Linked DNA regions of Homo sapiens: region 2 is linked to region 1. A link is an interaction called in ENCODE POLR2A ChIA-PET data of the cell type or tissue named here. Cell type or tissue: Caco-2. All regions are shown on one strand. Links, peaks and the distances in the headings refer to the core of each region. The heading gives the core; the rest is flanking DNA. Region 1 has its middle 170 kb from the start of NLRP1. Region 2 has its middle 120 kb from the start of WSCD1.

What was found. ChIA-PET counts read pairs that join two places held together with the same protein. Peaks named below come from ENCODE experiments on the same cell type or tissue, not always from the same donor. Only the 100,000 strongest peaks of a DNase experiment are listed, where the experiment ranks them.
Region 2: POLR2A ChIA-PET joins it to region 1 with 5 read pairs; 2 of 35 experiments call an interaction of 5 or more read pairs at or near these places.

The regions. Positions count from the first base shown.
Region 1 is chr17:5,756,448-5,761,826 of GRCh38, forward strand. No RefSeq gene overlaps it. Among named protein-coding and RNA genes, the nearest start is that of NLRP1, 170 kb to the left of the region's middle. In Caco-2, for the core only: no CTCF peak of the experiment used is centred there; a DNase peak (open chromatin) is centred at 2,414.
Region 2 is chr17:5,950,769-5,956,147 of GRCh38, forward strand. No RefSeq gene overlaps it. Among named protein-coding and RNA genes, the nearest start is that of WSCD1, 120 kb to the right of the region's middle. In Caco-2, for the core only: no CTCF peak of the experiment used is centred there; no DNase peak of the experiment used is centred there.

The DNA of each region.
Region 1 (5,379 bases), core at 203-5,202:
TAAGCATTGATTCTGATTTCTTTTTAGAAATAAGATGGTTAAGATTAGGAAGCTGATTGGTTTCTCCCTGCTACAGTGTCTCCTTCTACTAACCCAGGCATAAGCTGGTGGGTGCCAGGCCTTCTGATGAGGAGATTGGTTCAGGAATGGACCTGTGGTCCAAATCAGACCATTGACTCTAAGGAGAGGTGGGTTATGGGAAAGACGGTTGCTCATGGGCCTGAGAGATCTACAGAAGGCTAGCTCCTCTTTCTCAAAGGTTTGGGATATAGAAGGGACCTGGAGCTGCTGCAGCCCTTTGCCACCACGAGGTAAGCTGACACTAGAGAAGGCAGAGGGGAGATGCAGAAGGCACCAGCTCCTCGATGGGATTATCGAATGACCAAATCCAACCCATCCTGAAGTCTGCCTTACCTCAAGGACTTCCAAGTTCATGAGCTGATACATTCTTATATTGCTTAGGTCAGTTTGAGTTGCTTTTTTTTGACTTGTGCCATAAAGAGTCCTGGCAGATCAGGCTCTGTTGGGGCTCTTCTGCTGACCTGGCTCTCCACTTTCCTGCTCCCTAGTGATGCTTCTCTGTCCCAACAAAGAGAGGTATGAGGTCTCTGCTCTGCTGACAAGCCTCTAGTGCTGATGCAGCATTGACTTGCAGATGTGGGGGGCTTTAGAATCAGACACCTGGGTGTTTAAATCCCTCACAAGCTGTGGGACCTTGGACAAGTTGTCCACCCTCTCTTACTTTAAGTTTTCTCTCAAAAATGGAACAACAGCAACAAAAATCAACCTCTCTCTCTTAGGGCTCTTGTGAATGAGATGATGCATAGAAAATCTGGCACGCAGTAGGACCGCAGCCAGCTTCACCTCCATGTCCCTCTGCTCTTGCCTCTTCATCACAGAGGGTGCTCTACTGTGCTTTGAGCCTTAACGTAGACTCTGGCCTTCTGGAGGTCAGCTTCTTAGACTTAGAATGCCAGTGAGTTTTTGAAAAGAAAACAAATCCCTATTGCCAGAGAAGATGAACAGCTCAGCCATTTGCTAAAACAAATATTAGTTCAGGGCTGTCCAGGGAGAGCAAGCAGATCCAAGCTCTGCTTGTATTTTGTATCCTTCGAGGAGCTGGTGCGTCTGCTGCTGAGGACAAGCATCTTGTGGGGAGGGTGGGAGGAGGGCAGTTGCCCTGGAAGCTGTTCTCGGCACCCCACCTCCTGTCCCTCCCGCCGGCATTACTTATCAGGCATCTGGGGCATTTATCCTGCGCCTGCCCTCTCTGTGTCTGCCTGGGCTCATGTTCTGGCCTGGGGCCTGGAGTTGGCTTCTCTTGGCCTTGACCATATCCAGAGGATCGCAGTCAGATCCACTGGTCTGACTGGCTGTGCATTCAGACAGGTTCTGAGAATGGTCAGGGAGACACAAACTCCCACTCATGGGTATTCATGGCTCACATTGTAGTCCAGGGTTTGCCAGCCTGTGTGCTATTGACATCGTGGGTCTGGTAATTCATTGTTGCGTGGGGCTGTCCTGGACATTGCAGGCTGTTTGACAGCATCCCGGGCCTCCACCCACTAGATAAACAGTAGCACTCCCCTCCCCTAGTTGTGAACAACTAAAAATGTCTCCAGGCTGTACCTAATACTACCCTGGGGGAAAACATGGCCTCTAATGGAGAACCATGATTCTAGTAGAAGGCAGCGGAGACAGCTGGAGTTAGCTATATCTTGGTTCAAATCCTGGCCCTATCACTCACCAGCTGTGATATTGGGCTGGTTAACGTAACCTCTCTGAGCCTCAACTTGTGAACCTGTAACATGGGAACCATGATAGCACTATTTCATAGGACGGCTGCGAGGGAATGACATGAGATCATTTACAGGGAGGTGCCTGCCCCCCGGTCTCCTCTCTCCATGTCAACCTGCTTGTATAGACTGTAAACCCCACGAGGGCAGGGGCATGCCTCTGTCGTTCACCGCTGTGTCCCCAGCCCCCAGCACAGTGCCTGCTGCGTGTCGGCGCTCAGGAAATGAATGGTATTCTTCGATGCTCTGGGCTTTGCTGAACTTACACTTTACTGCTACTTAATGCTCTTGACAAAAATCCCCTTAGCTCCTGGCCTCCCTGAGGCCGAAAATCTCTACTCAGTCTGGGTTTTATATGCTTATCCGAAGCTCACAGTTGCCTCCCTTGGGAAGGTTCTAGAAAGCCTGCTCTTGCCCTGGCCCACTGTCACCACCCTGGAGTCAGTTTGATGGCAGTGGCTCCAGGAGCATCAAGCTCCACATTTCCATTGCTGACTCCCAGGGCATCCCCTAGACCATGGATCATTGGCAGAGTGGAGGTGATTGACATATCCTGCAGGGCATCCTCCAGACCATGGCTCATTGGCAGAGTGGAGATGATTGACATCTCTTAGGTCCAATGCCAGGGCATCCTCCAGACCATGGCTCATTGGCAGAGTGGAGGTGATTGACATATCCTGGGTCCAATGAAAGATCAAGTCCTTTCCTACTCCAATGACCAGCTCCACTCACCACCTTATGAGGCTCCCTTGGATGACTCCTAATCCTGCAAGCAGGCAAATTGGTGGACTTCCTATCATTTCTGTGTCCTAAAGGCTAGTTTAAGAATATAAACTAGGCCGGGTGCAGTGGTTCACGCCTGTAATCCCAGCACTTTGGGAGGCCAGGCGGGCGGGTCACCTGAGGTCAGGAGTTCAAGACTGGCCTGGTCAACATGGTGAAACCCCGTCCCTAGTAAAAATACAAAAATTAGCTGGCCGTGGTGGCGGGTGCCTGTAATCCCAGCTACTCGGGAGGCTGAGGCAGGAGAATCGCTTGAACCCGGGAGGCGGAGCTTGCAGTGGGCTGAGATCATGCCACTGCACTCTAGCCTGGGTGACAGAGTGAGACTCCATCTCCAAAAAAAAAAAAAAAAAAAAAAAAAAAAAAAAAAAAAAAGAAGCCAAATTATGTCTCCAGAATTATTTTTACCAAAGGAAGTAGGGCATTTCATCTCAGGATGATGTGTCTAGACCTGTAGTGAGGCTTATGGTGATGGGAGGGCAAGATAAGCTTTTCCTTTGAAGGTGAAACCGTGCCCCAAAGGGTTAGAGAAACGAATGACTAAATGTTTGGGCTTACAGGATAGCAGATGAAAAACCAGTTGCCTAACAGCTGAAACAGAACTGTGCCCCAAAGAGTAAGAAACCAGTGACTAACGGATATCCTTGAATTTGCAGGACTGCAGATAAGAAAAGAAAAAACTTACAGCAATGCTGAAACTCCCTTCCCTTGCAGGATAACAGAACTGGCTGAAATCGGTGAAAACCAATACGGCTGACTGGAGTTTGCGCAGAATGAGCTTGCTAATGTCACCACCTCAAATTCCACTGCATGCTTCATACTTACTCCCCCTGAATGTGCACGTGCGATCCAGGAAGTAGTATGAAGAGATAACTGTGCATGCCAGAGGACTTTCCAGCCTCCCATTTCCTTCCACCAGTCACCCACCAATCCTAGAATCCATTCCCTAAACCTTTTCTAACAAAACTGCTGCCCTAAAGCTGGCCCAGGGAGACAGATTTGAGCTGGACTCCTGTCTCCTTGTTGGTCCACTTGCAATAAAAAGGTTTTCTTTTCTCAAAAATCTGGTGTCATAGTATTGACTTCTAGTGCATCAGGCAGTGAGCCCCCTTTGCTTGGTAACAAAGGCACTGCCAATTAAGTAGGGAAGTCAAGACGAATGAGACAAGTAAAGAACATACAAGCTCCAAAGTGATGATGAGAGATTGTGAATGGAGCTGGAGAAGCTGCTCAGGTGCCCTATCCTGACTTCCAAATCCCCCTCCACCTGCTGTACCACCACCACCACCACCCTGATTTAGGCATCACTGCCTCTGACTTGAAATATTATGAATGGCTCTGACTGGTCTCTCTCCTTTCATCTGCCTCAAATCTGCCTCCAGAGATATCAAGCTGGTTTTTCTAAAATGCTAATCTGATTATACCACAGCATGCCTGGAAACTGTTTAAGGTTTATTGTGATGTTATCTGCAATCATGGAACATTGGAAACGATTGGGGAATGGTTAAATAAATGGTGGTACATATCCGAAAATATTTCATAGCCATTACAAATAATGTTTTAAAAGAGTAATTAGAGACCTGGAAAAATACTTGTAATGTAATGAGAAACTGGATTCAAAACTATTTGGTATGATAAAGGTTTAGTAAGTATGTCCAGAAGTATGTCCATGTATATAATTGCAAGATTGGAATTTTATATATATATGGAAAAAAGTAACAATGATTATTTCTAGTTAGTAAGATACAGAGGATTTTTTATTTCTTCTAGGCTATAAACTTTATGAGGTCAGAGATTGTCTATCTTGCTTATTATTAATTTCTAATCCTTTACTAGGTATCCTGTACTGGTATTTAATCCTCTACTGGTATATAGTAGGCAAGCACTTGAAATGTTTTATGAGTGGAATTGAGTATGGATTTTTTTTTTTTTTTGAGATGGAATCTTGCTCTGTTGCCCAGGCTGGAGTGCAGTGGCACGATCTTGGCTCACTGCAACCTCCGCCTCCTGGGTTCAAGCAATTCTCTACCTCAGCCTCCTGAGTAGCTGGGATTACAGGCACCCACCACCATGCCCGGATAATTTTTTGTATTTTTAGTAGAGACAGAGTTTCACCTGTTGGCCAGGCTGGTCACGAACTCCTGACCTCATGATCCACTCACCTCAGCCTCCCAAAGTCCTGGGATTACAGGTATGAGCCACTGCGCCCGACCAGAGTATGGATTTTATAATTTCCAAATTTTGTTCAAAAACATTGTCTTAGTTTGTGATTCCCTAGAAGCAGACACTGAGACAGGGTTTGGGTGCAAGCTGTTTATCCAAGAGGTGAGCTCAGATAGGGGACAGGGGAGGTGACACAGGGAAGGGAAGGGAGCCAAACTGTGTGTTACTCATCAGGTTACCACGTGGGAAGTGGCAGTTCATCCCACTGGGAAGCTCTAGAAGACTGCACAGAACATGTAAAATATCAGAGGGGCAAGGAAGCCGTGGTATTTATTCTCCAGTTCCCACCTGTGATGGCTGAGGGCAGCACCTGGGAGAGGTGAGCCCAGGTGCTTGTAGCAGGACACAGTCATCAGAGACTGGAATGGCAAGAGCTGAGAAGATGTAGGTAGGAAGTTGACAGGCTCTGCTACAAGCATGATAATTTAGAAATAATAAGAAAAGGCCTGGTGCGGTGGCTCATGCCTGTAATCCTAGCACTTTGGGAGGCCTCCTCACCTGAGGTCAGGAGTTTGAGACCAGCCTGGCCAACATGGCGAAACCCCATCTCTACTAAAAATGCAAAAACCAGCTGGGC
Region 2 (5,379 bases), core at 292-5,291, 190 kb after region 1:
ATCCTGAATATGAAAAACCACCCTGATGCTGATTCTGGTTGCCTCTCCTTGCCACGGTCCTTCCTGGACTGGAGTTCAGCCAGCAGATGCATATTATATTGGATGCTTCCTCTAAAGAGACAGGAGGAGTAAGTGGGAATACGGGAGGCACTCAGAAAGTGAGTATTCACACACTGAAAGAAAAGCAATCAAGGCATCGGCAGCCCTGTTCAGAACAAGCCAAGCGGGGACGGCGCAAACCCGAGGGTGGCTTGGGGTTGTGTTAACAGATGGTGGAGAGAAGGCAGAATGCTTCACCTCCCATTTGGCTCCTGTCACCCGACTGAGAAGACTAATCTTCCCCTGTAAAAGGATAGCACAATCACTTTATTCAGAGGAAATTGCAGAATGCGATGTGAGAGGCATTTGGACAAGAGCCTAATCTCTGGGTGTTTTGCTGAAGGATAGGTAATTTAAAGTTCTGCAGGCAGCAAAGGGTTAATCCAGTTTTTGTCCAAGAGCAAGGAGTTAGAGTACAGAGTGTTTATTGCTGTTACCATGTTCATTCATTTGTTCATTCGTTCTACAAACTTTTTTTTTTTTTTTTTTTTTTGTCTATACGATCCCAGGGTGGTGTACCGGGGAGGCTGACCTGGGTTCAAATATCTGCTGCAATGTATTAATATCTGTAGACAAGTCACAACTCCTCTCTGTTATTGTCAAAGACCTTTGGATTTCAAGGAACTGAGACTCAGTCAAGCTCACTCAGGAAGAGGAGTGAGTTGGTCGAGAAAACAGAATCCACAATAGGTATTTCATTCTTATTTTTTTTTTCTGTCTTTGCTACTTGAATCAGAACAGTAGGTATTTCAAACAGAGGAGATTTAATGTAGGAAGTTGGTTACATGCATATGGAAAAATTGAAAAAAGCAAAAAGGGAGGTAGCCTGGAGATCAGTAACTGCAGGAAGCAGTGACCTCCCTACTGCTGGAGAAACAAATGGGACGAAGTGGCATTGCCAGAATCTAGAAGCTTGGAGAAGGGTTGCTGAGAGGGTAGATTTACATCCACTAGCTCCACTGCTTCCCATCAATAGTCTTGGTCTTTCAGTTACATTTGTGAGCAGAGGTAATTTCAGATAATATAACAAATAGAGTGATGGGATATAGGGTTATGAGGGTTGGGGTAAGGCCAGGGGTCGGGAGGTTTTTGTGGCAGAGCTTGGAGAGGACTGCTGAATTTGGATCATTTATGAGTTGACAATAAACTCAAGAAGGGCAAGAGCAGAGCAGGATGAGAATTACATGACCTTTACAATAATCCAAGTGTACAGTTTTTATATTGCCACATAATAAATCACCACACATTTAGCGGCATAAAACAACCTATGTTTATGATCTCACGGTGTCCATGGCTCAGGAGTCTGGATGTGGCCCAGCTGGGACCTATGCTTCAGGTCTCACAATGCTTTGGTCAAGGTGTCAGCTTGACCAAGGTGGTCAAGGTGTCAGACTCTCATCTGAGTCTGGGGATCTCTATCAGCCACAGATCCCACCCACACTCACATGGAGGGGGAGTGTGCACACTGGGGGCAGGAATCTCAGAAGCCATATTAGAATTCTGCCTACCACACCAGGCAAGAGATGATGCTGGCTTGAACTCAAAGTGTAGGCATGGAGATGGGAGAAGTGGTTGCATTCAAAATATAATTTTAAAGTCCTGGCTCAGAGGACTGCCTTTGGAGAGGGAGGGGACTCCAACTCTAATAATCTATGTGGGGTGGAGGGTACTTTCAATGAAGTGGGGTACTCCTGGCATGGGAGCAACCTGGTTGTATTGCTTGGGGGCATGAGTGCTTCAGATAAGAGGACCCTAGATGGGGATGGGGCTCCAAATAATGCATAAACACACCTGCAGGTGAAAGTTAGCTCTAATTAACTGCCAGGCTCAGATGGCGGCAAGCCACCCAGCTCATAAAAAGCTGTTTTACTCCTTACTCCTCCCGCCACCACAATTTTCACTCTAGCAGGGTTTGAAACAGCGGCTAGCAAGTAGGGGGAGGAAGAGAGGAGAGCAGAGAGAGAGTTGGAGATGACTATGTCCCGTCCTCAAAGACAGGGGCTCCAGACACAAGTCTAGGTATGAAGGAAAGGGAGAAGTCTTTGAGTAGAGATTGAAGCACTAATTAATAGATTGGGCTGGACACATTCATATGATTGAATCTAATAGTGTTTTATGATGGAAAATGACCATAGGACTGTCCCTTGCCTGAGAGTACACAGAGAAGTTTAGTATGAGTTTCTATCCAGGGATGGGTGAGGATGACCACTACTGAATACATGGTTTTTTTTTTTTTGAGACAAAGTTTCACTCTTGTTGCCCAGGCTGGAGTACAACAGTGTGATCTTGGCTCACTGCAACCTCCACCTCCTGGGTTCAAGTGATTCTCCTGCCTCAGCCTCCCAAGTAGCTGGGATTACAGGCATGCGCCTCCACGCTTGGCTAATTTTTGTATTTTTTAGTAAAGACGGGGTTTCACTATGTTGGCCAGGTTGGTCTCGAACTCCTGACCTCAGGTGATCTGCCTGCCTTGACCTCTCAAAGGGCTGGGATTACAGGCATGAGTTACCTCGCCCAATCTGAATATATTTTAAAGGTGCATGGTTATCAAAAAATTAAGTTGCATCTTGATCACATCTTACATACTGTGCTTGTTCAATGGATTGGTTATGCAAAAGTCTGGGTGAAGATTTTTCTTGGCAGAGTGACCATCAAATGCAAGGGCATTGGGTGGGCATGATGTTGATATCTCTGAGAAACCTCACTAGAGTAAGAGGAGGGTAAAAGGGGTGAAGCTGGCTGGGTGCAGTGGCTCCTGCCTGTAATCCCAGCACTTTGGGAGGCCAAGGTGGCTGGATCACCTGAGGTCAGGAGTTCGAGACCAGCCTGACCAATAAGAGGAAACCACCCTGTCTCTACTAAAAATAGAAAAAATTAGCTGGGTGTGGTGGCATGTGCCTCTAATCTCAGTTGCTTGGGAGGCCGAGACAGGAGAATTTCTTGAACCCTGGAGGCAGAGGTTGCAGTGAGCTGAGATTGCGCCACTGCACTCCAGCCTGGGGAACAAAGAGCGAAATTTCGTCGCAAAAAAAAAAAAGGGGGGTGAAGCCAAAGGGGTGACAGGGGCTGGCAGATCATGGTGAAGAGTGTGGATTTTCTTCTAATTGTACTGAGATGTCATTGGAAGGTTTTAAGCAGGGGAGTGACAAGGTCTAATTTATATACCAGGTGCTGTGCTGCCGGCTGGAATTCTTTCCCCACTTTTATGGTTGTCCTTCAACCTGCTGGGATTGTCCATGGAGTTTTATAGCCCCAACTACCCCACCACCTCACAAACCCCTTCTAGTTACCCAAGCTCAATAATAGACCAGTTAATGAGAGTAAGCCTGATCTCCCCAGCTGGTGGGAATCATATGAGGATAGGTGCATAAGTTAGAAGCAGCTGCACAAGGGTGAGACAGGAGGAATCTAGGTCTTCTTGATGTGATGTGACATCAATTTTTCTCCATGCTGAGTGATGCCTAGCAGATCCAATCAAATCCTCTCTTTGGGGAGGCTTAATGTGGGCTGAACAATGACTAGGCAGCTTGCTTGACCAGAGATCCTGAGGTCACCAGATACACATCCCTGGCTTGGGACAACTGGGACCCCATGCACCCTGGGCTACTTTCCTGCAAAAGCACAGTGTTTCTTGAGTGACCCACATCATACCTGAGGGCTCTCTTCTCTGAGGCTGGGGGTGGATTGCAGAAGGATTGGGCCCAACTTCTCCATTGTTATGCATTTCTCTTTGTGGGTGTGGTGGAGTATCTTATTTTCTCAAGGTCCCATTGGGATCCAAATTCCCATTCCAATTGGGAACCCAGTCTCATTGCCATCTCACCTCCTGTTCCTGTCCTCTTTCTTCTGCTTAACACTGATAAAACATGAAGTTCAGTGCCTTTTCCAGAATTTCTTCACTCCTCAAAAAGCACCTCCACATGCAAGGTATGGTGAATGTAGCGTATTTTGTTGAGAGCATGGGGTTGGCAGATGAAGCCTACAGTATCATCACTTGGCTTCATGCATATCTCAACTTCTGCTTTCTCAAGTCTCCTTGCGTGGGCACTACCCCTTCTCTAAATCCAGTTCTCCTCTCCCACTTTATCATGCACAAAATGTAACTCTCTACCTTCTACTTAGCTTCCGTTTATTATCTAAGGCTCATTAGTGTCTCTACTATCACAGACTCTAGTGGAAGAGAACAGCATGGAGCTTTATTATTCCATTATCTTTTAGAAGTTACAAGTGGCTGAATTTAGTCTCGTTTTAAACTATATTACCTCCTTTCATTATAATAACTTCCTATTTCTTTCTTTTTTTTTGAGACAGAGTCTCACTCTGTTGCCCAGGCTGGAGTGCAGTGGTGTGATCTTGGCTCACTGCAACCTCCGCCTCTTGGGTTCAGGTGATTCTCCTGCCTCAGCCTCCTGAGTAGCTGGGATTATAGGCATGCACCACCATGCCTGGCTAACTTTTTGTATTTTTAGTAGAGACAGGGTCTCACCATGTTGGCCAGCCTGGTCTCGAACTCCTGACCTCAGGTGATCTGCCCACCTCGGCCTCCCAAAGTGCTGGGATTACAGGCGTGAGCCACCATGACCGGCCCTCTATTTCTAAAAGTAATAGCTCTTCCTGGCCAACTTAAGAAGGAACACAACGTGTAAGGATACTGAGGTTCAGATAATGTGACAGGTTGTATTTTCTGAAGATGGCCACAAAGATATCTCCCATTTCACATGCTCTTCTAGACCTTGCCACTCCCCCAGCAAGAGGCAGGATCTATGTCTCCTCCCATTGAAGCTGGGTGGCCCTTGGTGACAGCCTCAACCAACAGAGGATGGCAGAGTGGTGCTATGTGATTTTAGAGGCTAGGTCATAAAGATGCATGCACTCCCTGCTTGTTCTCTTGGTATGTTCATTCGTGGAACTTGCTTACCATGAGGAACCCCAAGCAGGGCATGCAAAGACCTGCAGGACAAGCAACTGAGGCTCCTGGCCCAAAGCCCTGCTGAACTCCCAGCCATCCATCAGCCAGCAACCACTTGCCAGCCATGCCTGTGAACCATTTGAAATAAATTCCCATCCTTCATCTATAAGGGGCAGAGATGAGCCATCCCTGCTGAGCCCTGTCCCGATTGCAGATTCATGAACTAAACTGTTACTGTTTTAAGCCCTTTCAAGTAGTTTGAAAAACAGCAATGGATAACTGATACAAATAAGTAAGGTAACTTGTGTAAGATCATAAAGTGTAATTTCCAGAGCTGGGACTCAAACCAATGTCTTTCTGGCCCCAAGTCT